Regions from separate parts of the Homo sapiens genome. Here all the other regions are linked to region 1. The links are chromatin loops, found by intact Hi-C in ENCODE. Cell type or tissue: mammary epithelial cell. All regions are shown on one strand. Region 1 has its middle 17 kb from the start of ZBTB8B. Region 2 overlaps ZBTB8OS (zinc finger and BTB domain containing 8 opposite strand). Region 3 overlaps NHSL3 (NHS like 3). Region 4 overlaps ZBTB8A (zinc finger and BTB domain containing 8A). Region 5 holds the start of FNDC5 (fibronectin type III domain containing 5). Region 6 has its middle 35 kb from the start of ZBTB8B. Region 7 has its middle 19 kb from the start of ZBTB8A.

Region 1 (4,000 bases):
CTTCTGACTTGTTGCAAACATTCCTTTTTTTTAAACAACCAATTAATTTACTTTAGGATAAGAATTTACCATATAACATTCTTTTTATATAAATTCTTCCCCTCCTTTTTTTTTTTTTTTTTTAATTTTCTCCAAAGCAAACTTCCTTCATGTCTGTGGACTAGACTGCCTAAGGCCACAATATTAGAAGTTAGGATAATAAATGTTACACTGTTAACTTTTAGCAAATTTTACTTTTGTTGAAAACCTTGTAAGTTTGGGATTTCAATTATCCTTTGCTATTAATAAGAACTTATTTAGTCTAAATTAACTTAGAATTGGTATAGACGGTTCCTTCCTTGGTTCTGTAAGTGCTTTAAGGCTTGGCTGAGTGCAAACAGCTCCCAGGTTTGAGCAGACCAACTATTAGGCAATTTTCCCAACTCTGCTTCTACAAGAGTTTCCCTATCAATTACTGAATACCCATTGTGGTTTTTTTCCCTCAATCACCTGGGAGGAACCATCTATCATCCTGTCCTGACGGGAGTTCCTCCTAGGTCTGGTAGGGCCTTTGTATGGTAATTAATTAAGATTTAGATACCCGGTTAGGAAACCTGCTGGGTTAAGGGAATTATCAGTGGTTAATGTTAAATCATCTTTTTCTAACAGAATAGCCCCATACTTTAAGATTTTTGAGTTAGTAAGCTACCTTTTTGCTATTTTTTTTTTTTTTGACTTAGGTTAGTTCTGAACTGGTGAGGTGTGCTCACAATGAGATTTCCTCTAAAAGTTATTTTTGTACTTTCTTCTGCTAGCAAAGCAGTTGCCTCTACAGACTGAATGCACTGGGTTAAGGATTTTTATTTTTATTTATTTATTATTAGTTTTTGAGACAGAGTCTTGCTCTGTTGCCCAGGCTGGAGTACAGTGGCGTGATCTCGGCTCACTGCAAACTCCGCCTCCCGGGTTCATGCCATTCTCCTGCCTCAGCCTCCCAAGTAGCTGGGACTACAGGCGCCCGTCACCATGCCCAGCTAATTTTTTGTATATATTTTTTGAGACGGAGTCTCGCTCTGTTGCCAGGCTGTGGTGCAGTGGCACGATCTTGGCTCACTGCAACTTCTGCCTCCCGGGTTCAAGCGATTCTCCTGCCTCAGCCTCCCAAGCAGCTGGGACTACAGGCGCCCGCCACCATGCCCAGATAATTTTAGTAGATATGGGGTTTCACCGTGTTAGCCAGGATCTAATGATCTCTTGACCTGGTGATCCGCCCGCCTCAGCCTCCCAAAGTGCTGGGATTACAGGCTTGAGCCACCAAAGCCCAGCCAAGGATTTTTGATAGGAAGGCTAAAGGTTGTCAGTGGCCTTAGTGCTTTCCCGCTACACCTTTGTTATCACTGAAAACAAGGTTATATTGGAGTGTTATAGGGTCATGGAGAAGACCTTTGATTATCAATTATAGGTTTTAAACTTAGCCTGGCTTTTAAAGGAATAGGGTACACTGTTTTCTCTTTACTACTTTTATCTCTTTTTTTCTCTCTTTCTCTCTCTTTGACTCCCTCTTTGTCTCTTTATCTCTCCCTCTCTCTGCCCCTCTCTTTTTCTCTCTTTCCTCTCTGCTGGTCTTTCCCTGCCTCTGCCAGCCACTTATGCTGCTGTTCTCCCCCCTCCTTCCCCTTCCCCTAGGGGAGGCACCAGTGGGAGTGGAGCTACTTTTTCTTCCCCCGAGAAGAAAGAAAAGGGGGGGGTTGTGTGAGGTTCAACCCCACCCCCCCGCCATAGGCATTTCTCACCTCTTTTTTGAGGTTCAACCCCCCCATGGGGATTTCTCACCTCTTTCTGGGGTTCAATCCCCACTCATGGGGATTTCTAACCTCTTTTTAACCTCCGAGACATCCGACTAAGGAATACTTCACCGCCCCCCACGGCTTTCTTTCCCTAGTCCTGACTAAGGAATGCTTTACCGCCCCTGCACTTTCTCTCTCCTTGGTATGTCCTAACCAAGGAATGCTTTACCGCCCCGCGGCTTTTTCCTTAGTCCCGACCACCAAGGAAATACTTTACTGGCTCCTGCGGCTTCTCCTTCCTTGGTCTGTGTGGGCGACAAGTCACCCAGGTGCCAAGGCAAGAGACCGAAGGCACGAACTGTTTCAGTATAATAAAATAAATAATTAGAATAAGAATAGTTATATTAGAAATAGAATATAGACATGATTATATATGAATATTATTAATCATTAGTTTGTAGCATTACTCTTTTATTAATAACTTCTGTTCTACAATTATAATTTAGGAAAACCAGGCCATACAGAGTTAGGAGCTGAAGGGACACCGTGAGAAGTGACCGGAAGGCAGGAGTGTGAGCCCTCTGTCATGCCTGGACAGGGCCACTAGAGGGCTCCTTGGTCTAGTGGTAACGCCAGTGCCTGAGAAGGCACCCGTTACTTAGCAGACCTTGGTCTAGCGGTAGCACCAAAGCCTGGGAAGGCACCCGTTACTTAGCAGACTGGGAAAGGGAGTCTCCCTTTCTCTGGGGGAGTTAGAGAACACTCTTCTCCACCACTTCTTGTGGAAAGCCTGACATCAGTTAAGCCCGCCTGCAGCCATCTGGAGGCCTAAACGTCTCCCTGTGATGCTGTGCTTCAGCGGTCACTCTCCTGGTCCACTTTCATGTTCCACTCTGTACACCTGACTCGCCTTCTAGATAGCAGTAGCAGAATTAGTGAAAGTATTAAAGTCTTTGATCTTTCTGAGAAATGCATAGAAGAAATGATGACGTAAGCTGTCCCCTCTCTCTCTCCGCCTCAGCTACCAAATAGGGAAGGGCCCCCTGTCCAGTGGACATGTGACTTGCATGACCTTACCTATCTTTGGAGATGACTCACACTCCTAACCCTGCCCCCTTGCCTTGTATACAATAAATAGCAGTGCGGCCAGGCATTCAAGGCCACTACCAGTCTCTGCGTCTTGGTGGTAGTGGCCCCCAGGCCCAGCTGTCTTTCTCTCTCTTTTGTCTTGTGTCTTTATTTCTATGATCTCTTGTCTCTGCACACGAAGAGAAAACCCAAAGGCCCTCCCAGGCTGGACCCTACAGAGTCATCGCTGCAGTATGTGAGGCTCCTTTACGCTAGGTTGCTGGCCATTTTGTTTTTCCATGTTGCTGAGAGCTCGGCTTATTCCTTGCACTGGGTGGGTCTTGATTTCTCACCCCTGAGGCCACCACTAGGGGGCGGGGCATGCCTCCTCAGGAGAGAGAACCAGAGACCATCCCTGGAGGGGAATGTAATCCCGGATGAGCCCCCAAATTCTTGTAAATAAAGTTTTGGTGCCGCAAAAGATACAGCACTCAAATATAAAATTTTCTTTTTAATTCTCAGCAAGGCAAGGTACTTCTATAGAAGGGTGCACCCTTACAGATGGAGCAATGGTGAGTGCACACTTGGACAAGGGAGGGGAAAGGGTTTTTATCCCTGAAGCATGTGGCCCCTGCTGCTGTGTCGTTCCCCTATTGGCTAGGGTTAGACAGCACAGGCTAAACTAATTCCGACTGGCTAATTTAAAGAGAATTACTGGGTGAGTGGTTTGGCAGGAAAAATGGTTATGCAGGGTGGCAAATGAGTCAGGGCGGAGCAGGTAGCAGGTAATCGGAATGAGTCAGGGTAGAGCAGGTAATTGGAATGAGTCAGGGTGGAGCAGGTAATCGAAAAACTTTCCTTTATGAGGAAGTTAAGTTTAAAAGTAGAAGGCAAAGAATTGAACATACGGACATATTGATTCTTCGAAAATAAATTTAGAACTCATATCTAACATGTTGTTGAGTTTAAGAGTCTTTTTGTTTGTTTGTTTGTTTTTGAGACAGGATCTTGCTCTGTCACCCAGGCTGGAGTGGAATGGTGCAATCATAGCTCACTGCAGCCTCCAATTCCTGGGCTCAAGTGATTCTCCCCCCTCAGCCTCCCGAGTAGGTGGGACTATGGGGATGTGTCATCACGCTCAGCTAATTTTTAAATTTTTTCTAGAG
Region 2 (4,000 bases), 170 kb after region 1:
AGGCATGTGTCACCACGTCTGGCTAATTCTGTATTTCTTAGTAGAGACGGGGTTTCTCCATGTTGGTCAGGCTGGTCTGGAACTCCCAACCTCAGATGATCTGCCCGCCTCAGCCTCCCAAAGTGCTAGGATTAGAGGCATGAGCGACTGTGCCCAGCCAAAAACACATATTAAGATTTGAAATTTACATTAAAATATAATAGATTATAAGTTTATCATAAATTATAATTTGTATTGCATAATTACATCTCACTTGTTTTTACTTAACTCCATTATGTAGTGCTGGTAGTAAGCAATATTGAGGCAGAATAGGGTCTGGAGGCGGGGAACCTAAGGCAGATTTGTGCTGACTTCCTAGAACTGAATCAAGAGGATCAGACTGTACTCCCTTTGGCTCCACAGTCTTCATTCAGAACTTTACTTCAGCCTCTGATTGGTCACCTCCTACAACCAATCAGACTGGTCGTGGGCCACTCCTTAATTTACATACAGTATAAGCAAGTAACCAATGGGAAACCTCTAGAGGGTATTTAAACCCCAGAAAATCCTGTAACCAGCACTCTTGAGCCCCTTGCTTGAGCCTGCTTACACTCTGTGGAGTGTACTTTTTGTTTCAATAAATGTGTGCTTTCATTGCTTCATTTTTTTGCTTTGTGCATTTTGTCCAATTATTTGTTCAAAACGCCAAGAACCTGTCAACTCATAGTCAAAACCTTTCACCGGTAACAATATGGTTGCCTCGCATGCTTTTTGTCCTAGGCAAGTCTGTGCCTCACTTAGTTTTTGTTTTGTTTGAGACAAGGTTTTACTCCTGTCGCCCAGGCTGGAGTGCAGTGGTGTGATCTCGGCTCACTGCAACCTCTGCCTCCGGGGTTCAAGAGATTCTCCTGCCTCAGCCTCCCAAGTAGCTGGGACTACCGGTGCATGCCACCACACCTGGCTAATTTTTATAGTTTTTGTAGAAACAGGGTTTCACCATGTTGCCCAGGCTGGTCCCAAACTCATGGGCTCAAGTGATCCACCCACCTTGGCCTCCCAAAGTGCTAGGATTACAGGCATGAGCCACTGTGCCCAGCTCTATTTGGTTTTATTGTATTCCAACTCTCACCCTCTTCTTGCTCTGGATTTGGCCTTCATTGCCTTCATGGTCTTCCATTGTTCATTTTCACAATTAAGCCCCAATTAGCCCACGATATGCAAAGGTTCTGTGAAAAAAAAGAGCCCCATCACAGCCTGGCAATCAACCCTAATAAAAGGTAAAAGGATTCTGAGGGATGTGTTTGGCTTGGAGAGTAACAATTTAAATTTGTAAAATGTGCCTGAGTACAAAGGAGGTTAAAAAGCACTACCCAGTGTTCCTAATATATATTCATTTGAAGAGCTGCTTTTCAAACCACAGGCTCTTGGCCTATTCTTCATTAACCCTATTTTCTTTTTCTGTTTTGAGTCAGAGTCTCACTCTGTCACCTAGGCTGCAGTTCAGGGGCACAATCTCAGCTCACTTGCAACCTCCACCTCCTGGGTTCAAGCGATTCTCATTGCCTCAGGCTTTCGAGTAGCTGGGATTATGGGTGCCTGCCACCAAGCCAGGCTAATATTTTGTATTTTTAGTAGAGATGGGGTTTCACTATGTTGACCAGGCTGGGCTTGAACTCCTGACCTCAGGTGATCCGCCTGCCTCAGCCTCCCAAAGTGTTGGGATTACAGGTGTGAGCCACTGTGCCCAGCTTTCATTAACCCTGTTTTCTGTTAAATACCCATAGAAAAATAATTGCTAATCCGTTCCTTTTAGTTCAAGTTCGCCATACTATGATGATATTTAGCACCACCCAGTGGCAATTTTTTCTTATGTTCTTGGGAATAAATAGCAACTTTGCAAACTCTTGATCCCAAAAGAGAATACCTCAATCAATAGAAACAAGAAAAAAGGTGCAAATCAAACTAAATTTCATTTTTAAAAAGTCATCTACTTTAAGAGTTCAGATCATTTTAAGGTTGTTTTCCTGGCCTCCTGTCTCCTTAAAGACAAATAGCTAGGCCTGGTGCAGTGGTTCACACCTGTAATCCCAGTACTTTGGGGGGCCAAGGTGGATCACTTGAGCCCAGGAGTTCAAGACCAGTTCAAGACAACATAGTGAGACCCTGTCTCTACAAAAAAATTTAAAAATTAGCCAGGTATGGTGGTGCATTCCTGTAGTTCCAGCAATTTGGGAAGCTGAGTTGGAAGGACTGCTCGAGCCCAGGAGTTCGAGGCCACAGTAAGCTATGATTGCACCACTGCATTCCAGCCTGGGGGACAGAGCAAGACCCTGTCTCAAAAAAAAGGACGAATAGCTTAAGTAGTTAAACAAAAACAACAATAAAGAAATTTTTCAAAAATTCTCCTTTTATTCTCTAGTTATAAACATGTACTCACTTTCAAATAAAATTCTATATTAGAAGGAAAGGTCTCTTTGTAAGGCATAGTATTGACTTTTTCTTATGAGAAAACAGGAAATATCATTAGTGCTTTTAAAAAACTGAAAGCGTGAGAGAAAAATCAGGGCTCTATCTAGAGAAGTCTAATTGTTTCTCTACAAAAACCAACTGGAATACAGGATAGCTCTGTCCTATAGCAACCTAAACCAGCACCTCCCTTGATGTGCATATAGAAAATCTATGTCTTGTGGCCGGGCATGGTAGCTCATGCCTGTAATCGCAGTACCTTGGGAGGCCAAGGTGGGCGGATCACAAGGTCAGGAGATCAAGACCATCCTAGCTAACACAGTGAAACCCCGTCTCTACTAAAGATACAAAAATTAGCCGGGCATGGTGGCGGGTGCCTATAGTCCCAGCTACTCGGGAGGCTGAGGTAGGAGAATGGCGTGAACCCGGGAGGTGGAGCTTGCAGTAAGCCGAGCTCACACCACTGCGCTTCAGCCTGGGCTACAGAGCGAGACTCCGTCTCAAAAAAAAAAAAAAAAAAGAAACAAAATATATGTCTTAACCAACTTGGAAGAAAAACAAAATTCTGTGTGTGGAAATATATTTTTTCAAGTTATTCTTCTTTCAACCTGGATTCAGCCTCAGGCTGCTGCTGACATCAGTGATCCTCTCTGGGGTGAGGCTGGAGGGCTTGCATTGCACTGGAAGGGCATGAGGCACACCTACTGCCACAGCAGAGAATCAAAGGACCATAACTGTCCCTTGGGGGGTTGAAGAATTCTTTAAAGTGTGAATATTTGGGGAACACAGACCAAGGCTGTGCCCTGATTTTCCCTTTCTGAAAGTCACACTTTAACTAAAATATTTCTGTTCTACAAATTTCCATATATCAAAAAAAAGCTGTAGAATTTAATTCATAGTGTCTTCTCAAAAGGAAGAGGAAAACAAAAACAGTTCTTCGTAGGAGTCTTTTATTTTTTGGTGTCTTAAATGTCAATGATCACAAAAACTTCCGGGTTCTCTTCATTATAGACCTGCATTGCTGAATATGTTATTGCTTTGACTTCTGTTCCCTAAAGTTGGGGTTAGAGAAAAAAAAAAAAAAAAGGAAAATAGGATATTGAAATCATAATCATTAACTCTAGCAACAATCAGCAGAAAGTAAAAATTTTAGTATTTTGAAAATGAAAAACTCACATGAAACAATTAGTTATCAAATTAGGAGAATATACAGGGATCCAAGAAAAATGAGAGGCAACACATGCACAATGGAGTTGGGACATGGAACTCTAATCCTGGCTTTGTTTCCACCTGGGTGTATAGAAATTGTCTGGCCTGTCTGGACATCAGTTTTTCATTTATAAAATGGGTTAAATCACATAAAGACACATCCATGGGTATGTTCACTGCAGCACTATTCACAATAGCAAAGACATAGAATCAATCCACATGCCCATCAATGGTAGACTGGATAAAGAAAATGTGACACACATACACCATAGAATACTACACAGCCATAAAAAAGAATGAGATCATGTTCTTTGCAACAACGTGGATGGAGCTGGAGGCCATTATC
Region 3 (4,000 bases), 330 kb after region 1:
TGCCCCTGCTCTAGCCGCCCCTGCTGTGGTTCCTGGGCCTGTTTCTACCACTGACGCCAGTCCTCAGTCCCCTCCCACTCCCCAGACAACCTTGACTCCACTGCAGGAGTCTCCTGTCATCTCCAAAGACCAGTCACCCCCACCTTCCCCACCCCCATCTTATCATCCACCCCCACCACCCACTAAGAAGCCAGAGGTGGTTGTGGAGGCACCATCTGCCTCAGAGACTGCTGAGGAGCCCCTCCAAGATCCCAACTGGCCCCCTCCCCCACCCCCTGCCCCTGAGGAGCAGGACCTGTCCATGGCTGACTTCCCCCCACCAGAGGAGGCTTTTTTCTCTGTGGCCAGCCCTGAGCCTGCAGGCCCTTCAGGCTCCCCAGAGCTTGTCAGCTCCCCGGCTGCTTCGTCCTCCTCAGCTACTGCTTTGCAGATTCAGCCCCCGGGTAGCCCAGACCCTCCTCCAGCTCCGCCAGCCCCAGCTCCTGCTAGTTCCGCCCCAGGGCATGTGGCCAAGCTCCCTCAGAAGGAACCGGTGGGCTGTAGCAAGGGTGGTGGGCCTCCCAGGGAGGACGTAGGTGCGCCCCTGGTCACGCCCTCGCTCCTGCAGATGGTGCGGCTGCGCTCCGTGGGTGCTCCAGGAGGGGCTCCCACCCCAGCACTGGGGCCATCGGCCCCCCAGAAACCACTGCGAAGGGCCCTGTCAGGGCGGGCCAGCCCAGTGCCTGCCCCCTCCTCAGGGCTCCATGCTGCGGTCCGACTCAAGGCCTGCAGCCTGGCCGCCAGTGAAGGCCTCTCAAGTGCTCAGCCCAACGGACCGCCTGAGGCAGAGCCACGGCCTCCCCAGTCCCCTGCCTCAACGGCCAGTTTCATCTTCTCCAAGGGCTCTAGGAAGCTGCAGCTGGAGCGGCCCGTGTCCCCTGAGACCCAGGCTGACCTCCAGCGGAATCTGGTGGCAGAACTCCGGAGCATCTCAGAGCAGCGGCCACCCCAGGCCCCAAAGAAGTCACCTAAGGCTCCCCCACCTGTGGCCCGCAAGCCGTCTGTGGGAGTCCCCCCACCCGCCTCCCCCAGTTACCCTCGAGCTGAGCCCCTTACTGCTCCTCCCACCAATGGGCTCCCTCACACCCAGGACAGGACTAAGAGGGAGCTGGCGGAGAATGGAGGTGTCCTGCAGCTGGTGGGCCCAGAGGAGAAGATGGGCCTCCCGGGCTCAGGTACAGTGGGCAGTGCTAGGGTGAGGTCCCATTGCTGATGATGGGAAGTAGGAATCTGAAGTCCCGCCATGGGGGATTTGTTCTTGGATCTTTAACTTTTCTGGTCTGAGAATGCCTGGGAAGGGCAAGCTGTCACCCTTGCTGGGGCCCAGAGGAGAATGGTGTGTGAGTGTCAGGCCTACTGTGTTTGAATTCCAACTTTGCCTCTTTCCCTACCCTTCCTAGCTACATTGTAAAGTGTGGGGCAGTGACACCTACATTATAGTGTCTGAACATGTGTAGGGTGTCCAGCCCAGTGCTGCGGGCACTGTCAGTAAATCAAAGCGGTAAGAAGGTTGGGTGAGGGTATGCTTTGTTGGGCTCCTAGTGCCAGAACCAAGCCAGGAGGCCCCTTGCTAAGTGTCTCTTATTTTTCTCCCCCAGACTCACAGAAAGAGCTGGCCTGACCACCAGGCACCTCACTGGCACTGCTGACCCATCCCAGAAACACAATCTCAGGGACCCGAGCAGCTCCAAGGACGAGAGGATACAGCAGACACAACCTAATAGAGAGGGCGCCTGCAGCCTTAACCTCCACGGCCTTCGATACTTATGCAAGCCTGGTGTTGCTCCTGTCCTCAGAGTCATCCTGCGCTCATGCCTTTTCCCGAATGGGTTCACCTCTGGCAGTTGCCGCTTCAGTCTTGGCCTTAGCCTCATCTTGAAGTGGGTAGCTGGCGGGAGAGGGTGGCTGCGCCCCCTGCTGGCCCTGAGGCTGCAGAGTTGGGAGCAGGACACCTCACCTGAGTTTCATTTTTTTTCATGTCCAAACCATGCACATACTATAGTCCAGAATCAAAGCACTTTTGAAAAGTGGCTGCATGGCCATCCTCCAGGGCCCAGGAAGTTGCATTCCAAGGGCCTGTTTACATGGCAGCAGAATCCATCCCCGGCAGTCAGCCCATAGCTTGGGACCAGTCTGTGCCCTCCTGCCCAGTCCAGTTTACTCCTCTTGGTTCCTGAAGGTGGCCAAGTCATTGTGTTCCCACAGGCTTCTCTAGGCTGGGGGCAGGTGTGGGGCTGTGGAATTCCAAAGCACAAAAGGTGCAGAGGGGATTGGCCTTCCTGTGCCTCAACTCACCAACCACCCTCCTGCCTTCCAGTTCTGCCAGGTGCTCCATGCTGGGGACAAGTAGGAGACTGCCAGGGCCCAAAGAAATGGGTGAGCAGTAGAGTCATCTCGGGGCACTTGGCAGTGTCAAGCACCTGCCCCTTGCCTCCTTGACCACACTGGGGTGGGTGGGCCCCCAGCACTTCAGAGGCAGGAGCCTTTGGGCTGAGCAAGCACTGAGGAGGTGGATGGAAGGGAGCATCTGGAGGGGGGGAGCTTCCTTGAGCAGTGGGCCCAGGCCTGGCCCTCCACACTTCATTCTCTGACCTTTCTCTCTCCTCATTTCGGTGCATGTCCTTTCTGCAGCTGCCTTTCAGCACAGGTGGTTCCACTGGGGGCAGCTAACGCTGAGTGACAAGGATGGGAAGCCACAGGTGCATTTTACTCAAGTCTTCTCTAGTCAATGAGGGGCACCCAGTGCTTCTAGGGCAGGCTGGGTGGTGGTCCCCTAGGTATCAGCCTCTCTTACTGTACTCTCCGGGAATGTTAACCTTTCTATTTTCAGCCTGTGCCACCTGTCTAGGCAAGCTGGCTTCCCCATTGGCCCCTGTGGGTCCACAGCAGCGTGGCTGCCCCCCAGGGCCACCGCTTCTTTCTTGATCCTCTTTCCTTAACAGTGACTTGGGCTTGAGTCTGGCAAGGAACCTTGCTTTTAGCTTCACCACCAAGGAGAGAGGTTGACATGACCTCCCCGCCCCCTCACCAAGGCTGGGAACAGAGGGGATGTGGTGAGAGCCAGGTTCCTCTGGCCCTCTCCAGGGTGTTTTCCACTAGTCACTACTGTCTTCTCCTTGTAGCTAATCAATCAATATTCTTCCCTTGCCTGTGGGCAGTGGAGAGTGCTGCTGGGTGTACGCTGCACCTGCCCACTGAGTTGGGGAAAGAGGATAATCAGTGAGCACTGTTCTGCTCAGAGCTCCTGATCTACCCCACCCCCTAGGATCCAGGACTGGGTCAAAGCTGCATGAAACCAGGCCCTGGCAGCAACCTGGGAATGGCTGGAGGTGGGAGAGAACCTGACTTCTCTTTCCCTCTCCCTCCTCCAACATTACTGGAACTCTATCCTGTTAGGATCTTCTGAGCTTGTTTCCCTGCTGGGTGGGACAGAGGACAAAGGAGAAGGGAGGGTCTAGAAGAGGCAGCCCTTCTTTGTCCTCTGGGGTAAATGAGCTTGACCTAGAGTAAATGGAGAGACCAAAAGCCTCTGATTTTTAATTTCCATAAAATGTTAGAAGTATATATATACATATATATATTTCTTTAAATTTTTGAGTCTTTGATATGTCTAAAAATCCATTCCCTCTGCCCTGAAGCCTGAGTGAGACACATGAAGAAAACTGTGTTTCATTTAAAGATGTTAATTAAATGATTGAAACTTGGCTGTGGCTACTGCTTCTTAATGTGGGGGGGACAGGGCAGTGGTCTGGGCCCACATTTAGAAGGGAAAATGTTTTGCCTGCTGCACACATTGGACCCAAGTATGGGCCTCTTCTGCCTAGTACTGCCAAAGGGACTGTTAAGGTGTCTTGTCCATCTTCTACCCCCCACCCCCCATTACAGGGTAAAGGAACCCCAGACTAGGTGAGGGGCCAGCAGCTGCCTCACACTTGTGTTCTCTCCTGAGATGGTCCAGCTC
Region 4 (4,000 bases), 150 kb after region 1:
GCCCTATCCATGTCAAGCTTGTGGAAAAAGATTTAGCAGGCTAGACCATCTAAGTAGCCATTTTCGAACAGTATGTATGATTTTTTTTCATCGTTTTACTAATTCTTTTTTGGTTTTTGTTTTTGTTTTTTTGAGATGGAGTTTCACTCTTGTTGCCAGGCTGGAGTACAATGGTGTAATCTCAGCTCGCTGCAACCTCTGCCTCCCGGGTTCAAGCAATTCTCCTGCCTCAGCCTCCCAAGTAGTTGGGATACAGGTGTGTGCCACCACGCCTGGCTAATTTTTGTATTTTTAGTAGAGATGGGGTTTCACCACATTGGCCTGGCTGGTCTCAAACACCCAACCTCAGGTGATTCACCTGCCTCAGCCTCCCAAAAGTGCTGGGATTACAGGCATGAGCCACCACGCCCGGCCTTGTTTTGTTTTTTTTTTTTGAGACAGGGTCTCTCTCTATCGCCCAAGCTGGAGTGCAGTGGTGCCATCTCAGCTCACTGCAGCTTTTGTTTTTTTTTTTGAGACAGGGTCTCTCTCTATCGCCCAAGCTGGAGTGCAGTGGTGCCATCTCAGCTCACTGCAGCCGCGACTTCTCAGGCTCAAATTATCCTCCCGCCTCAGCCTCCTGAGTAGCTGGGACTACAGGCCTGCACCAACATGCCAGGCTAATTTTTGTATTTTTATATTTTTTGTAGAGATGGGGTTTCATCATGTTGCCCAGGCTGGTCTTGAACTCCTGGGGTCAAGTGATCCACCTGCCTCAGCCTCCCAAAATGCTGGGGTTACAGGCGTGAGCCACAGTACCTGGCCCATCATTTTACTTCTTAAGAAATATGTACAGTTGGCCAGGCACAGTGGCTCACACACGTAATCCCAGCACTTCGGGAGGCCAAGGCGGGCAGATTGCTTGAGGCCAGTTCAGTTCAAGACCAGCCTGGTTGGCTGGGCGCGGTGGCTCACGCCTGTAATCCCAGCACTTTGGGAGGCCGAGGCAGGCGGATCATGAGGTCAGGAGATCGAGACCATCCTGGCTAACATGGTGAAACCCCGTCTCTACTAAAAATACAAAAAAATTAGCCAGGCGTGGTGGCGGGCGCCTGCAATCCCAGCTACTCAGGAGGCTGAGGCAGGAGAATGGTGTGAACCTGGGAGGCGGAGCTTGCAGTGAGCCGAGATTGCATCACTGCACTCCAGCCTGGGCGACTGAGCGAGACTCCATCTCAAAAAAAAAAAAAAGACCAGCCTGGCTAACATGGTGAAACCCCATCCACCAAAAATACAAAAATTAGCTGGCATGGTAGCGCACACCTATAATCCCAGCTACTCAGGAGGCTGAGGCACGAGAATTGCCCAAACCCAGGAAGTGGAGGTTACAGTGAGCTGAGATCGCGCCACTGCACTCCAGCCTGAATGACAGAGTGAGACACTGTCTAAAACAAAAAACAAACAAAAAAAATACATTTATGGGCTTTAGGATCATCTCATTTGCTGAGGGAAATGTTTTCACACAACTCTACCATATTTAAAATTCTTCCAACTTAGTGTTTTTACTTTGCACGTAAAGCATAATTATGTATATTGATTTTTAATCTCCTTCAAGACCTTGAAGTGGGGTATATTCTTTTGATGGTAAATAGTTTTATATTTCCATTTTAATTCACTTAGTCTAATATGTTTTTATATACTGGTCTGTTCAGAGCCAAAGATAATATAAACTGTATAAATGCTTTAAGTGTCTAGGTCAGAATCACCACTGTAGATACTCAGCATCTACCAGTGATTACTGAATCCTTGTCTGGTAGGATTTCAGTCTAGTTGCGGCTGTCCAACCAAAGGAGGTCTCCACTACACCTGCTTTCTTTTTTCTTTTTTTTTTTGAGACAGAGTCTCGCTCTGTTGCCCAGGCTGGAGTGTAATGGCGTGATCTTGCCCCACTGCAACCTCTGCCTCCCAGGTTCAAACAATTCTCCTGTCTCAGCCTCCCGAGTAGCTGGGACTACAGGTGCCCACCTAGTTTTTGTATTTTTAGTAGAGATGGGGTTTCACCATGTTGGCCAGGCTGGTCTTGAATTCCTGACCTCAAGTGATCCATCCACCTCGGCCTCCCAAAGTACTGGGATTACAGGCGTGAGCCACCACGTCTGCTGGTCTTATATTTTTAGATATCATATGGTCTCAGGAATTTGAGGAATTGTATTGGTTTATTATGTTTGGATCCACAATTATTATTCCTTTTGACACTCAAATTTTTAGTTTTATCCAGTGAACAGTCTCTACCTTGATGCTGGCTCTTGTCTCCTTTTGTCACAACTCCATTAAATTTTGAAAGTGTCCTTGTTCTCTGGCTCCAAAAGAGGCCTAGACTCACTTTGTACTTTCCCTACCACAGAGCTGGAATCAGCCATTTCTCAATCCATTTCCTTTAGTGGAAAGTGAAATTAGAGCCCAAAGTCTGGGCAGTCATTGTTACGGAGGTGTCATTTCTTTTACACTATTTCAGTGGATAGAGTTAGAAGATACATATTTTGGAGGGATGGACATGAATCTGTATCAGAGCTTGTAACAAAAACAATACCACATTTGATACCCATAGTTTTGTTTGTTTGTTTGTTTGTTTTTTGAGACAGAGTCTCGTTCTGTCATCCAGGCTGGAGTGCAGTGGCACGATCTCAGCTTACCACAACCTCCACCTGCTGGGTTCAAGTGATTCTCCTGCCTTGGCCTCCCGAGTAGCTGGGATTACAAGCACATATCCGGCTAATTTTTTTTTTTTTTTTTGTATTTTTAGTAGAGATGGGGTTTCACCATGTTGGCCAGGCTGGTCTTGAACTCCTGGCCTCAAGTGATCCACCCACCTCCACTTCCCAAAGTGCTGGGATTACAGATGTGAGCTACTACGCCCAGCCTAATACGCATAATATTACTATCTCAGGAGAAATCAGAATTCATTCAAATCATGTACTTTTAATGTTTACTGATTAATATGTCAACAGTTACACACAGGATAATAACTGTACTAGTGGTAATTCCATACATTTTCCTACATATTTTACCAGACTGTATTAGCTTTCTTGGATTTTTTTTTTTTTTTTTTTTTTTTTTTGAGATGAAGTCTCACTGTGTCATCTAAGCTGGAGTGCAGTGGCACAATCTCAGCTCACTGCAACCTCCGCCTCCCGGGCTCAAGTGATTCTCCTGCCTCAGCCTCCCGTGTAGCTGGGATTACAGGCGTGTGCCACCATGCCCAGCTAAGTTTTGTATTTTTTTTTAGTAAAGATGGAGTTTTACCATATTGGCCAGGCTGATCTCAAACTGCTGACCTCAAGTGATCCACTCACCTCAGCCTTCCAAAGTGCTGGGATTACAGGTGTGAGCCACAGTGCCCAGCTTCTTGGAGTTTTTTACTGTGTTTGGTGCCCTACTTCTGCACTGTCCTGACTTTATTTAAATGAATATTCCATAAACATTGATTCAACATTATACAATTAATTTTTATAATTTTTAGATTAGAACCCATAATCTACTGTTCTGACAGCTATTGAACAAAATTGTTTATTACTAATTATAATACGTAATTATTCCTCACTACAACTGTTTACCAAAGCATTTCACACATGTTAACTCATTTGGTCCTCACATTAACCCTGTGAGTGATATTTCCATTAGCCAAAGGAAGCAAGCAAAGATAATACTAGGCTGATATATAGAAGCAGCACCATCGTAGTTGTTTATGATGAATGTCCAGTAGAATTAGTCAGGCTTCTCATCAGTCTGGGTGGTGCCCATATCTTACCAGTTAAATATTTTAACTGTCACCCTAAAGCAGGTTTATATAATGTTTTAAATTACTTGCTCCAAGAAGATAGTAAATAACTAGAACCCCAACCCTTCCAATCCCTGTGGTCCTCTTTCCACCAGATCTTTTATTAATAAAAATGGCAAGTTCTCCTTCTATCTAAAATATTAATAAATTTAAATTTATGCAATATTTTTCTTTCTCTAGTAA
Region 5 (4,000 bases), 420 kb after region 1:
CGCAGGGGGACGCGGCTCCGGCGCCCGGCGGCCGCTCGCGCTCGCGCTCCGGCCCCCGGCCCGGCCGGCCCGGCCGCTCCGGCCGCCCTGCGCCGCCCCGAGCCGCCTGCATGTCGGCTCCGCGGACAGCGACTCCCGCGCGGCGGCGGTGGCGGCGGCCGCGTCCACGTCGGGCGCCCGGGGGGCGGGGCGCCCCCGCTGCGGGGAGAGGTGCGGGGGCGGGGTGAGGACCGGAGGGCGCCCCCACTCCCGCCCCCGCTGCCTATTAGGTCCTCTGCCGGGGAGGAAGGGGCTTCGCGGACCCACGGCTCCCGCCCTCTCACCGAGCGGGAGCCCAGCGGGGTTCTCCGCGCCCCCGCCGCGGTCACTCTCTCTCCCGTGCACAGCCCTGACTTGGCTGCCGCTTTCTGCCCTTTCCCAGGGTAGAGAGAGGACAAGTGCCACCGAGATGCCCGTTTGTGCCCCCACCCCTAAGCGCGCCTCCCTTCCCTGGGCCTAGGGATCCCCTCATTCCACGGTAGACCCGAGGCCTTGCGGCTGGGGCAGACGGGAGCAGAGGGGAGAGATCACAGTAAGGCTGGGGTGAGCAGAGAGTGCTAAGTGGACACTAGGGCTCCGTGTTTCCAGTGGGGTTGGGAAGAGGCTGCTCTGTCTCACTGGAGAGTCCAGCTCTGTGACCCCAGGCCAGTCCTTTTCCTTCATTTTCATCCCCATAGTGAGGGCAGTAATGAGCGTCTACCAGGGGCCAGATACTATGCTGAGCTTTCTTTGCATTATGTGGCTTAATTCTCAGGGCAACCCTGTAAAGTCATACTCTGCACACTTTGCACAGGAGGAGCCTGCAGCTTGGACAGGCTACTTGACTTGTCCAGGGACCCGCAGCAGAGCCAGGATTTGAACACAGGCTGATCTGACTCCCAAAGCTGTGCTTAACTGAACTGTCTCCCCACCCAGAGTGACTTCACCCATCCGGAGATTCGTGAGACTCTAGAATTGGCCGGGGCCAGCTCCTCCCCAGCCAGAAAACAGTCTGCAGCAATCTCTAAGAGCATCTCTGAGAAGGGGAGTGGCTCCAGCCCCCTTCCCTCATCTCAGCCAGAGAAACAAGGTGGAGGAGAGAGGCATGGACCAGGGCTCAGGGCCTTTTGTCTCAGCAAGAACCCCTGAGCCCCCTCCCACGACTATCCGAAATTCCACTACTAGCGGGGCATTCCTTTGGGTCTTAAAGGTTTTCCAGAAGCCCTGGAAGGGCTAATTTTCTTTGGAAAGGAGACGTCTTGCAAAGTTCTGCCACAGAAACGTCTTCAGGGTCTTCCTCTCCATCCCCCTGGTTTTACATTAAGGAAGTGAGGTCTACCGATGGGAAGAGCTTGGTGCAGATTCACACAGTGGGTCAAGAGGAGCGATAGACAACCCTCCTCTCCTTATGCCCACCCAGGACTCCTTCGCTGGCCCTGTGTTCCTCCTTGGTCACCTTGGAAGGGGTGAGATGGAAGCGAGCTTAGGGGCTCTTGTTGAGCAGCAGAATTTTCCTGCCCATCCCCTCAGTGCCCCCAGACCTGCCCCACTCGGCAGGGTGACACTGCCCAGCCCTATCATTTCCCCCGCCACATACCTTGTCCTGGGAGAGCCTCAGCTGGGACCTCGACCCGTTTGGGAGAAGAGCCCCGGAGCCAGAGCACCTCTCTCTCTCTTTTCTCTTTGCTCTCTTTCTCTTTCTCTCCCCTTATTATCTTCTCTCTCTTTCTCCCCGCAGCTGCTGCCTGCCCCACCCCACCCGGCCCCGCCCCACCAGCTGCAGCTTAGCCCCTAGGGACCCCCCACCCCCCATCCATCAGACAGGAAGACAACCAGGAGGCCCGCAGGAGCAACTGGAGCCTCTTCAGGCCTCCAGCACAGGAACCAGCAGGAAGGAGAGGGTTCAGTTAGAGGACACAGAATCTACTCCCGTCCCTGCAGGGGAGAAAAGGAGGGAGGGTCCTGGTGGGGTCTTGGCCTCCAGTCCAGCGCTGGGGAAAGGGGAACCTTGGCGCCATCTGCTGGCCTCTTTGGGTAAAACCTAGATAGATGTAGGGCATTGGGAGGGAGGAGATGGCAGTGCCTGAGGGCTTGAGAGAGAAGGCGGCTGAAGGAGGGGGCTTGGAGGATTTGGAGAGTTGTGACTGTGGGGGTACAGCCTTCTCAGTCCTCATGATGCATGGGGTGCTTGGGCCTTAATTCTGGGGAAAGCCCTGGTGCCTGGAATCTGGCAGCCAGTGAGAGCTGGCTGGGAGGATTTAGTGGAGCCCTGGGTGAACTTGGGAGGGAGCTGTCAGAAGCAGCCACTGCAGGCCAGGGCGCTGGCTCACGCCTGTAATCCCAGCACTGTGGGAGTCCGAGGTGGGTGGATCACCTGAGGTCAGGAGTTCGAGACCAGCCTGGCCAACATGGTGAAACCCCGTCTCTACTAAAAATACAAAATTAGCCGGGCATGGTGGTGTGTGCCTGTAATCCCAGCTACTCTGGAGGCTGAGGCATGAGAATCATTTGAACCTGGGATGCAGAGGTTTCAGTGAGCTGAGCACACCACTGCATTCCAGCCTGGGTGACAGAGAAAGACTCCATCTCAAAAAAACCCAGCCACTTTATGTACCCCATCCCTTAGCGCAAGGCTTACGATGCAGTTGGGGCTCATTAAATGATTGTTGACTGTATGGAAAAAAAATCATTCTTCCATCATATGTTTATTGAGCACCTATTATGGACCAGGCCCTGTGTAATATTCTGGAAACACAGCAGTGAAAGAATGAGTGAAACCATGAGGACCTGGGTAGGGACTAAGGGTGCGCCTCTGTCCTCCCAAGCTGCACTCACTGGGCTTCATTTGGAGGACTCCACAGAGACCCCCTTGAGGGCTGGCCGGTCACTTACACATTGACACCTAATGGGGTCACCAGCATTTGGACCCTCCTGCGTGTCCAGAGTCTCAGCACCTAACTCAGGCTGCAGGTGCCCAAGCCAGCCCCGGGTACCCATTTAGAATAGGAAGTTTCCTTTTTATAGCCTAGGATGGTCATGGCCCCAGTCAAGGATGGTCACTAGACACCCCTCACCCGCCCTGCAAATCACAGGAAGAATCAGGAGGTCAGGAGTTGCTTTGGGGATATAATAATTGAGCACCTACTTTATCCATGTTATTGTTTTATTTTATTTTGAGACGGAGTTTCATTCTTTTGCCCAGGCTGGAGTGCAGTGGCGTGATCTTGGCTTGCTGCAATCTCTGCTCCCCAGGTTCAAGTGATTGTCCTGCCTCAGCCTCCTGAGTAGCTGGGACTACAGGTGCCCACCACCATGCCTGGCTAATTTTTTTATTTTTAGTAGAGACGGGGTTTCATCATGTTGGCCAGGCTGGTCTCGAACTCCTGATCTCAGGTGATCCACCCACCTCAGCCTCCTAAAGTGCTGGGATTACAGGCGTGAGCCACCGCGCCCGGACTTTATCCATGTTATTTTGAGTCTTAGGCTGGTATGTGTCATTAACTTCCATTCCATATCAGGAAGCTGAGGATCAGAGAGGTAAGGGGACTTGCCCTGTGTCACACAGCCAGTGAACTATAGAGACATGTCTCAAATTAAATTATGCGGCTGCAAGTTGAGGGCTTGATCCAGTCTGCCTACCGTATCCCCTCACCTCTAAGGACCTCTGAGGACAAGGATCCAGGGCTCAGGGCTCACCAGAGGACATCACATCAATCTCCTTCCCTGAAGGGCTCAAGGGGACTTATTGCTCACAGAGGCAGTTGCTAATCCCAGGGCCAAGACAAGGGACCCCCTACTCACCCAACACTTTTCCCGTGCTGACACATTATGTACATAAGGGAAGACTCTTTGAATCCTCAGAGGAGTTGGAATTATACCCATTTTACAGATGAGGAAACTGAGGCTTGAAGAGAAGAAGGGGCTTGCCATGGGTCATACAGCTGGGAGACACTGATCTAGCCTCTCTAATCCTCAAAATCCC
Region 6 (4,000 bases), 52 kb after region 1:
TCACTTGAACCCAGGAGGCAGAGGTTGCAGTGAGCCGGGATTGTGCCATTGTACTCCAGCCTGGACAACAGAGCGAGACTCAGTCTCACAAAAAAGAAATAAAAATAAAAAAGTTTTGAGAATAGTTTTTATTTTTTATTTTATTTTTTTGAGACAGGATCTCGCTCTGTCACCCAGGCTGGAGTGCAGTGGCATGATCTTGGCTCACTGCAACCTCTGCCTCCTGGGTTCAAGTGATTCTCCTGCCTCAGCCTCCTGCATAGCTGGGATTACAGGCGCCTGCCACCATGCCCGGCTGATTTTTGTATTTTTAGTAGAGACAGGGTTTTGCCAAGTTGGCCAGGATGGTTTCGAACTCCTGGCCGCAAGCGATCCACCTGCTTTGGCCATACAAACTGCTGGGATTACAGGCATAAGCCACCACGCCCGACCGAGAATAGTTTTAAGAGGATTTGTTTCTAATTAAAGTGAGTGACTTTACGATCATTCTGGGAGAGGAAATCAGCAGATCACCTGGAATTGGAAAGCAGGGCTGAGGCTGCTCCTGGTCAGTCATGTGCCTTGCCCATGTTTCCTGTACACTTCTCTTTGTGCCTGTGTGGGGTCCCCGGCTACTCTCAGAAGACCACCTTTCTCCTGCCCATTCCTCAGCTCAAAAGTGCTGCCCAGCCCTGACCTAACCACTGTCCTGTCCTTCAGTCCAAATCTTCCAAAGGAAAACACCTCAGTTTCTGCCCAGCAAAAGATCGGTTCCCTCAGATCACATGGCACCCCTTGGGTCAGGAAGCATGAGGCTCTGACTAAGGATGAGTGGTGGTCATGGGGACAGGTCCCCTGAGAAGGGGCCCTGGAGAGGGGCAGGAAAGTTGACCTACATGTCTCCTAAATAAATAAAATCATGGCTGGCAGGAAATTTGAGAGGAATGCACATGATATACTTCCAGGAGCTCCCAGAATTAATGGGGGAAAAAACTGCAGGTGGCTGTAGAGTTTTCCATTAGAAGGAGAGTAAAGTGTATTTAGTTATTTGAAAACAGGTGTTCAAACTGAAACTTGTACACAAAGGTTCATAGCAGCTCTGTTCACAATAGCCTAAAGGTGGAAATACCCAAATGTTCATCAACTAATGAACAAAAATGTCACACACACACATGCGCGCACACACACAGGTGGAATATTATTCATCCATTAAAAGGAAGTTCTGATGCCTGCTACAACATGGAGGAACCTTTGAAACATTGCTTCAGGTGAGAGAAGCCAGTCACAAAGGACCACATATTGTTTGATTCCATTTATACGAAATATCCTGGCCGGGCGCGGTGGCTCACGCCTGTAATCCCAACACTTTGGGAGGCCGAAGCGGGCGGATCACAAGGTCAGGAGTTCGAGACCAGCCTGGACAGCAATAGTGAAACCCCATCTCTACTAAAAATACAAAAAATTAGCCGGGCCTGGTGGCAGGCGCCTGTAATCCCAGCTACTCGGGAGGCTGAGGCAGGAGAATGGCGTGAACCCGGGAGGCGGAGCTTGCAGTGAGCCGAGATTGCGCCATTGCACTCCAACCTGGGCAACAGAGAGAGACTCCGTCAAAAAAAAAAAAAAAAAAAAAAAAGGAAGGAAGGAACGGAAGGGAGGAAGGGAGAGAAAAAGATCCTGAATAGGCAAATCCGTGGAGACAAAAAGTCCAGTGGCGGTTGGTGGAGGCTGAGGGAAGGAGGGAATGGGGAATGACTTGAGTGCTCATGGTGCCGGTGCCTTTGGGGCGATGAGAAAGTTTTGGAACTAGATAGTACTGATGGTTGCACGCCATGAATATCTTTAATGTCCCTAAGTTGCATTTTTAAATGATATTGTTATGTATTTTACAATTTTAAAATAATCTAATTATTGTTCTTGGGACGCCCGTAGGTCCCCTTGGCAGGAGGGGTGGAGGGGGAATGATTGCCGCTGCGCGCAGCGCGGGCAGAGGGCGAGAGGGCGAGAGGGCGGGAGGGCGTCGGGGCTGCCCCGGACCTGCAACCAGCCTGGTAGCGGGCGGCGGCGGCGGCGGCGTTGGGATGCGGGCCACGGGCGTGCGGCCCTCAGCCGTCTCCCGGCCGAGAGCGAGGCCGGAGGCGCCAAGCCGAGCGGGCGCCATTTGCAGCCTGGGGCGCAGCAGCTGCAGCGCTGTCTCCGAGGGGTTGGGAACGGCCAAGGAGGAGGCGCGGGCGGCGGCGGTGGGCGTTGGCGGGCACCGGCTCCCGGCCGTCCCTCCCCGCGCCCGGCCGGCCGGCCTCTCCTGCGCGCCCGGAAGGGGCTGCGGAACAATGGCCGCGCCGCTGTCGCCGCCCGGCCCGGCCCGGGGAAAGCCGGGAAGGCGCGCGGAGCCTCCTGGCGGCGGCGGCGGCGGCGGCGGGAAGGCGGCGGGGACGGCGTCGGGCGTGTCTGGAGCCGTCCGGCGCGGCGGACTCCGGGGAGGCTTGGTCTGCGCCGCGCAGAGACAGCAGCCGCCGGGGGCGGGGCGCGAGCCAGCGAATTTGCAGAACTTCCCTCAATTGGGCTTTGTCTGTCTCATCTCGACTGGATTCAGGTTCTTTATCCTAGACAGGACTGTCACAGAAGGGCTGCTGCGGTCTTCTCAACGCAGCACGTCTAGTGGCACACAATTTCAGCTTGTCAATTTGTCTCATCACTGATGATGCTCACTTTTATCTTTAAGATGCTGTCTGTAGGCTTCTCCGCTGTAAGGTCACACTCACTTGGCAGTTATAATAACAGTATTTTGTAGGGTGGTACTTTGAATTTTCATGAATCACCATTTCTCATCAAACCTTTTAAACCTTATTTTTATTTTTGGGACAAAGTCTCGCTCTGGCACCTAGGCTGGAGTGTAGTGGTGCGATCACCGTTCACTGCAGCCTCAACCTCCCGGATTCAACCAGTCCTCCCACTTCTGTCCCCCGAGTAGCTGGGACTACAGGCGTGTGCCGCCGGCTTTGGCCTCCCAAAGGGCTGGGATTACTGGTGTGAGCCACCGTACCCGGCCCATTTATTTTTTTTTTCATACATATGGACACATGGTTTCCTTTTTTTTTTTCTTTTTTAGCTGATGGGGAGTTCTACTATATTGCCCAGGCTGGTCTCGAAGTCCTGGGCTGCTGCCTTAGCCTCTGGCATAACTTGGCATTGTAGGCGCACCACTGGGCCTGGCTGTTAGGTTATAATCTGTTGCTGTCATTTATTTTATTTTATTTTTATTTTTTGAGATGGAGTCTCACTCTGTTGCCCAGGCTGGAGTGCAGTGGCACGATCTCAGCTCACTCCAACCTCCACCTCCTGGGTTCAAGGGGTTCTCCTGCCTCAGCCTCCTGAGTAGCTGGGGTTACAGACGTGCGTCACCATGCCCAGCTAATTTTTGTATTTCTAATAGAGACGGAGTTTCACCATGTTGGCCAGGCTTGTCTCGAACTCCCGACCTCAGGTTATCCATCCTCCTTGGCCTCTCAAAGTGCTGGAATTACAGGTGTGAGCCGCGGCGCCCGGCCGCTGTCATTTATTTTAATGTTCAAATTGTCCCAGGTTTGGCCAGTGAAAGCCTGTTCAAGCCAGCTTGTGTGTTCATTTGGCATGTCCCTATTGTTCTTTGAATACTTCCTTCCTTCCGGCACAAGATGTTCCAGGCTCATCTTGTACTTTCTCCCTGCCCCAGCCCTGGAATCAGATACTTCTCCAGGGACTCCTGGTTCTGTTTACTGGAGAGCAGTTATTTACAAACCAAGATCCAGATACTGGGTGTTTTCATTGTGTTTGAAGTGGTGCTGCTTTCAGGCCTTCACACTGGACATTTTCTGAGAGAGAGTGAAACTCCAATTCCAATCCAACACCATAGAATTCACTCTTCTTTTCTTCCTCTCCATGATGTTTGGTCTATTCTACTGTGAAGGTGAACACTACCACATTTATTCTTTCAAAAACAGTTTATTCCCATCCTTACAGTAAAATATTTCAGTAAAATTGAAAC
Region 7 (4,000 bases), 72 kb after region 1:
CGCGCCACTGCACTCCAGCCTGGGCGACAGAGTGAGACTCCGTCTCAAAAAAAAAACAAAAAACAAAAAACTTCTTAGGCCAGGTGTGGTGACTCAAGCCCGTAATTCCAACACTTTGGGAGGCTGAGGCCGGAGAATTGCATGAGCCTGGAAGTTAAGACCAGCCTAAACAACTTAGTGAGATCCCATCTCTACAAAAAATAAAAAATAAGCTGGGCATGGTAGCGCCCATAGTCCCAGCTACTCTGGAGGCTGAGTGGGGAGGATCACTTAGGCCTGGGAGTTTGAGGCTGCAGTGAGCCATGATCAAGCTACTGCATTCCAGCCTGAGTGACAGAGGGAGACCTTGTCTCAAAATAAAAAACAAAAACCAAAAAAACCCACTTGACTCTTTTGTAATAACACTTAGCTTAAAACACACATTCTACAGCGGTACAAAAATATTTTCTTTCTTTATATCCTTATTCTATAAGCATTTTCCTATTTAAAAAATTTTTTTGAAACACCATGACTGGCTAATTTTTGGGCTTTTTGTAGAGACAGGGTTTTGCCATGTTGCCCAGGCTGGTCTTGAACTCCTGAGCTGAAGCAGTTTGCCCACCTCATCCTCTCAAAGTCGCTGGGATTACAGGCGTGAGCCACCTCACCCGGCTAATTTTACTTTTTAAACTTTTTTTGTGAAAAATTAAGACACACACACACCAACACACACACACACTAGACTAGACTAGGCCTACACAAGGTCAGGATTACCAATATCACTGTTTTCTATCTATATATCTTGTCCCACTGGAAGGTCTTCAGGGGCAATAACACGCGTGGAGCTGTCATCTCCTATGATCATGGTATCTTCTTCTGGAATACCGCCTGAAGGACCTGCCTGAGGCTGTTTTACAGAAAACTTTTAAAAATATAACTAGAAGGAGTACATTCCAAAATAATGATGAAAAGTATAGTATTTAAACACACAAACCAGTAACTTTTTTTTTTTTTGAGATGGAGTCTCGCTCTGTTGCCCAGGCTAGAGTGCAGTGGCATGATCTCAGCTCACTGCAGCTTCTGTCTCCCAGGTTAAAGTGATTCTCCTGCCTCAGCCTCCCGAGTAGCTGGGATTATAGGCGCGCGCCACCATGCCCAGCTAATTTTGTATTTTTTGTAGAGATGGGGTTTCACCATGTTGGCCAGGATGGTCTTGAACTCCTGACCTCGTGATCCTTCCACCTCAGCCTCCCAAAGTGTTGGGATTACAGGGGTGAGCCACTGTGCCCAGCCCATAGTCATTTATTATCAAGTATTCTGCACTGTACATAATTATGTGTTCTAGAATTTTGTATGACTGTTAGCACAGATTTGTTTACACCAGTGTCACCGCAGTGCTAGGATGCTACCGCAGCTACAACATCACTAAGCAATAGGAAGCTTTCGGCTCCATTATATTCTTAAGAGACCACTGTTGTATATGCAGTCTATTGTTGACCAAAATGTGGTGCATGACTGCAGTTATTGTTAGATGATGTGTTTTGAAGTGTGGTATGGGAACTATAGTCACTGGAATAATAAACATATAAAGTATAAGTTTCTAATTCTGAGATGAGTAAGATGAGGGTAAGATCATTACATTTGTTAAAGAGCTGGTACAAATTCACAGGTATCTGTTCCAGCTTCTTGTTTCCTCTTTGCTTTTTTTTTTTTTTTTTTGAGAGGGTCTCACTCTGTCGCCCAGGCTGGAGTGCAATGCCATGATCTTGGCTCACTGCAACCTCTGTCTCCCAGGCTCAAGTAGTACTCCCGAGTAGCTGGGACCACAGGTGCGTACCACCACGCCTGGTTAATTTTTTGTATTTTTTGTAGAGATAGGGTTTTGCCATGTTGGTCAGGCTGGTTTCAAACTCCTGAGCTCAAGCGATCTCCTGCCTTGGCCTCCCAAAGGGCTGAGATTACAAGCGCAAGCCATCGCACCAGGCCCCTCCTCTTTGCTTTCTATTAGTCTTTTATCTCCCTGGTCACCAGCGGTTTGTCCAACCGCCTATTTTCCCCTTTTCTTCCAATGAAGAGTCCCACATCTTTCTTTATTAAATTTAAATATTTTTCTCACTTGAATATCTCAGATAACCGATGATCCTCCTAGTTAGTTACAGTTTTGGTGATGAAGACATTCATTTATTCCTCAAATGTATGCAAATTATCAATTTATCATCACTTAACTTCAAACTTAAGCTTTTTTTGCCCTGCTTTGTGCAACCAGCTGGACTCTATAAACATTTCTTCTTTCCCAGCTAGAGCAATGTTAGGCCCTGTCAATAGAGGGCGCCAGAGGGACACTGCAATAGCAGAGGCAGGGGCTTAGTGATTTCAGTGTAATTTTTTTTTTTTTTTTTTTTTAAAGACGGAGTCTCGCTCTGTCGCCCAGGCTCGAGCGCAGTGGCGCGATCTCGGCTCACTGCAAGCTCCGCCTCCCGGGTTCACGCCATTCTCCTGCCTCAACCTCCCAAGTAGCTGGGACTACAGCTCTCACGCCAACACGCCAGGCTAATTTTTTGTATTTTTTAGTAGAGACGGGGTTTCACCGTGTTAGCCAGGATGGTCTCGATTTCCTGACATGTGATCCGCCCACCTCGGCCTCCCACAGTGCTGGGATTACAGGCGTGAGCCACTGCGCCAGGCCAAGTTTTTTTTTGTTTTTTTGTTTTTGAGACAGAGTTTCACTCTCGTTGCCTAGGCTGGAGTGCAATAGCGTGGTCTCAGCTCACTGCAACCTCTGCCTCCGGGGTTCAAGCAATTCTTCTGTCTCAGCCCGCCACCATGCCTGGCTAATTTTTGTATTTTTAGTACAGGCGGGGTTTCACCACGTTGGCCAGGCTGGTCTCGAACTCCTGACCTCAGGCAATCCACCCGCCTCAGCCTCCCAAAGTGCGAGGATTACAGGCTTGAGCCACCGTGCCCGGCTTCAGTGCAACTTTCTTCTTCATCCTACAGTACAGCTCCATGGGGAATGGTGCCCACCCTGCAGTGAGTTTGCTGGCACCCTGGTGGGTGGCCACAGATCTTCCAGCCCACACCTGTGGCACCTCAATGAACTTCACCATCCAGCAGGCGGCAGACATATCCTCTCTGAAGAGGTCTAAATCCCAGTCTTTGGTGGGGCATGGGAAAGGAAGTCCTCTTGCAAGTTTCTTCTTTCCTTGAGTACTCTCCTTCAACCTTAAAGGTAATAGCTGGTCCTGTTGTCTTTGCCATTTGCTACATTTGCTATTCCTGTTTGTTTATTTATGTATTTAAGAGAGGGTCTCACTCTGTCCCCCAGGCTGGAGTGCAGTAGTGCAATCATGGCTCATGGCAGCCTCAACCTCCCAGGCTCAGGTGATCCTCCTGCCTCAGCCTCCTGAGTAGCTGGGATGATAGGCATGCACCACCATGCCTGGCTAATTTGTTGGCCAGGCTGGTCTCAAACTCCTGGGCTCAAGTGATCCTCCCACATCGGCCTCCCAAAGTGCTGGGATTACAGGCATGAGCCACCATGCCTGGCTGTATTCCTGTTTTCTTTGGAGCCCTGTTTCCATTTTAGTAGATAATTACCTGTGCTAGTCAATTTTGTGTGTCAACTTGGAGGGTGTTTTGATGAGATTAACATTTAAATCTGTGAGCTTTGGGTAAAGCAGATTGCCTTCCATAACATGGGTGGGATTCATCCAATCAGCTCAAGTCCCAAATAGAACACAAAGAGCAACCTTCCTGAGGGGATTCTCCAGCAGACTCTGTGGACTGGAACTGCACTGTCAGCTCTCCTATGTCTCCAGCCTGCCCACACTGCAGATTTGGATTTGTGAGCCTCCATAATCCCATGAGCCAATTCCTTATAAGAAATCTCTCTTGGCTGGGTGTGGTGGCTCATGCCTGTAATCCCAGCACTTTGGGAGGTAGAGGTGGGCAGATCACCTGAGGTCAGGAATTCGAGACCAGCCTGGCCAACATGTGAAACCCTGTCTCTACTAAAAATACA

What was found. Hi-C counts contacts between places; a loop is a spot of excess contacts. Peaks named below come from ENCODE experiments on the same cell type or tissue, not always from the same donor. Only the 100,000 strongest peaks of a DNase experiment are listed, where the experiment ranks them.
Region 2: a loop joins it to region 1, with 6 times the contacts of the local background. A loop is called at or near these places in 28 of 110 quality-filtered maps.
Region 3: it touches region 1 in a loop (8-fold over the local background); 12 of 110 quality-filtered maps call a loop at or near these places.
Region 4: a loop joins it to region 1, with 5 times the contacts of the local background. A loop is called at or near these places in 2 of 110 quality-filtered maps.
Region 5: it touches region 1 in a loop (10-fold over the local background); 9 of 110 quality-filtered maps call a loop at or near these places.
Region 6: it touches region 1 in a loop (6-fold over the local background); 19 of 110 quality-filtered maps call a loop at or near these places.
Region 7: a loop joins it to region 1, with 9 times the contacts of the local background. A loop is called at or near these places in 12 of 110 quality-filtered maps.

Annotation. Positions count from the first base shown.
Region 1 is chr1:32,446,124-32,450,123 of GRCh38, forward strand. No RefSeq gene overlaps it. Among named protein-coding and RNA genes, the nearest start is that of ZBTB8B, 17 kb to the right of the region's middle. In mammary epithelial cell, CTCF peaks have their summits at 2,368 (motif pointing right) and 3,209 (motif pointing right); a DNase peak (open chromatin) is centred at 2,408; H3K4me3 peaks cover 282 bases; H3K27ac peaks cover 223 bases.
Region 2 is chr1:32,618,452-32,622,451 of GRCh38, forward strand. ZBTB8OS (zinc finger and BTB domain containing 8 opposite strand) reads right to left here. Exons shown (of 7, transcript NM_178547.5): 7 at 2,369-3,497. The coding sequence ends at 3,411. Among named protein-coding and RNA genes, the nearest start is that of ZBTB8OS, 30 kb to the right of the region's middle. In mammary epithelial cell, a CTCF peak has its summit at 1,840 (motif pointing left); no DNase peak of the experiment used is centred here.
Region 3 is chr1:32,771,228-32,775,227 of GRCh38, forward strand. NHSL3 (NHS like 3) reads left to right here. Exons shown (of 7, transcript NM_020888.3): 6 at 1-1,214; 7 at 1,638-3,743. The coding sequence ends at 1,660. Among named protein-coding and RNA genes, the nearest start is that of NHSL3, 31 kb to the left of the region's middle. RefSeq lists a silencer at 1,781-2,075. In mammary epithelial cell, a CTCF peak has its summit at 1,950 (motif pointing left); a DNase peak (open chromatin) is centred at 1,904; H3K27ac peaks cover 168 bases.
Region 4 is chr1:32,595,154-32,599,153 of GRCh38, forward strand. ZBTB8A (zinc finger and BTB domain containing 8A) reads left to right here. Exons shown (of 5, transcript NM_001040441.3): 4 at 1-70. Among named protein-coding and RNA genes, the nearest start is that of ZBTB8OS, 53 kb to the right of the region's middle. In mammary epithelial cell, no CTCF peak of the experiment used is centred here; no DNase peak of the experiment used is centred here.
Region 5 is chr1:32,870,779-32,874,778 of GRCh38, forward strand. It overlaps FNDC5 (fibronectin type III domain containing 5), which reads right to left and starts at 134. Exons shown (of 6, transcript NM_001441683.1): 1 at 1-134. The coding sequence starts at 112. RefSeq lists an enhancer at 1,902-2,758. In mammary epithelial cell, a CTCF peak has its summit at 2,035 (motif pointing left); no DNase peak of the experiment used is centred here; H3K4me3 peaks cover 427 bases; H3K27me3 peaks cover 607 bases.
Region 6 is chr1:32,498,458-32,502,457 of GRCh38, forward strand. No RefSeq gene overlaps it. Among named protein-coding and RNA genes, the nearest start is that of ZBTB8B, 35 kb to the left of the region's middle. RefSeq lists silencers at 1,959-2,088, 2,179-2,448. In mammary epithelial cell, a CTCF peak has its summit at 2,374 (motif pointing left); a DNase peak (open chromatin) is centred at 2,414; H3K4me3 peaks cover 1,110 bases.
Region 7 is chr1:32,518,300-32,522,299 of GRCh38, forward strand. No RefSeq gene overlaps it. Among named protein-coding and RNA genes, the nearest start is that of ZBTB8A, 19 kb to the right of the region's middle. RefSeq lists enhancers at 2,881-2,930, 2,981-3,100. In mammary epithelial cell, CTCF peaks have their summits at 2,304 (motif pointing right) and 3,088 (motif pointing right); a DNase peak (open chromatin) is centred at 2,332; H3K4me3 peaks cover 413 bases.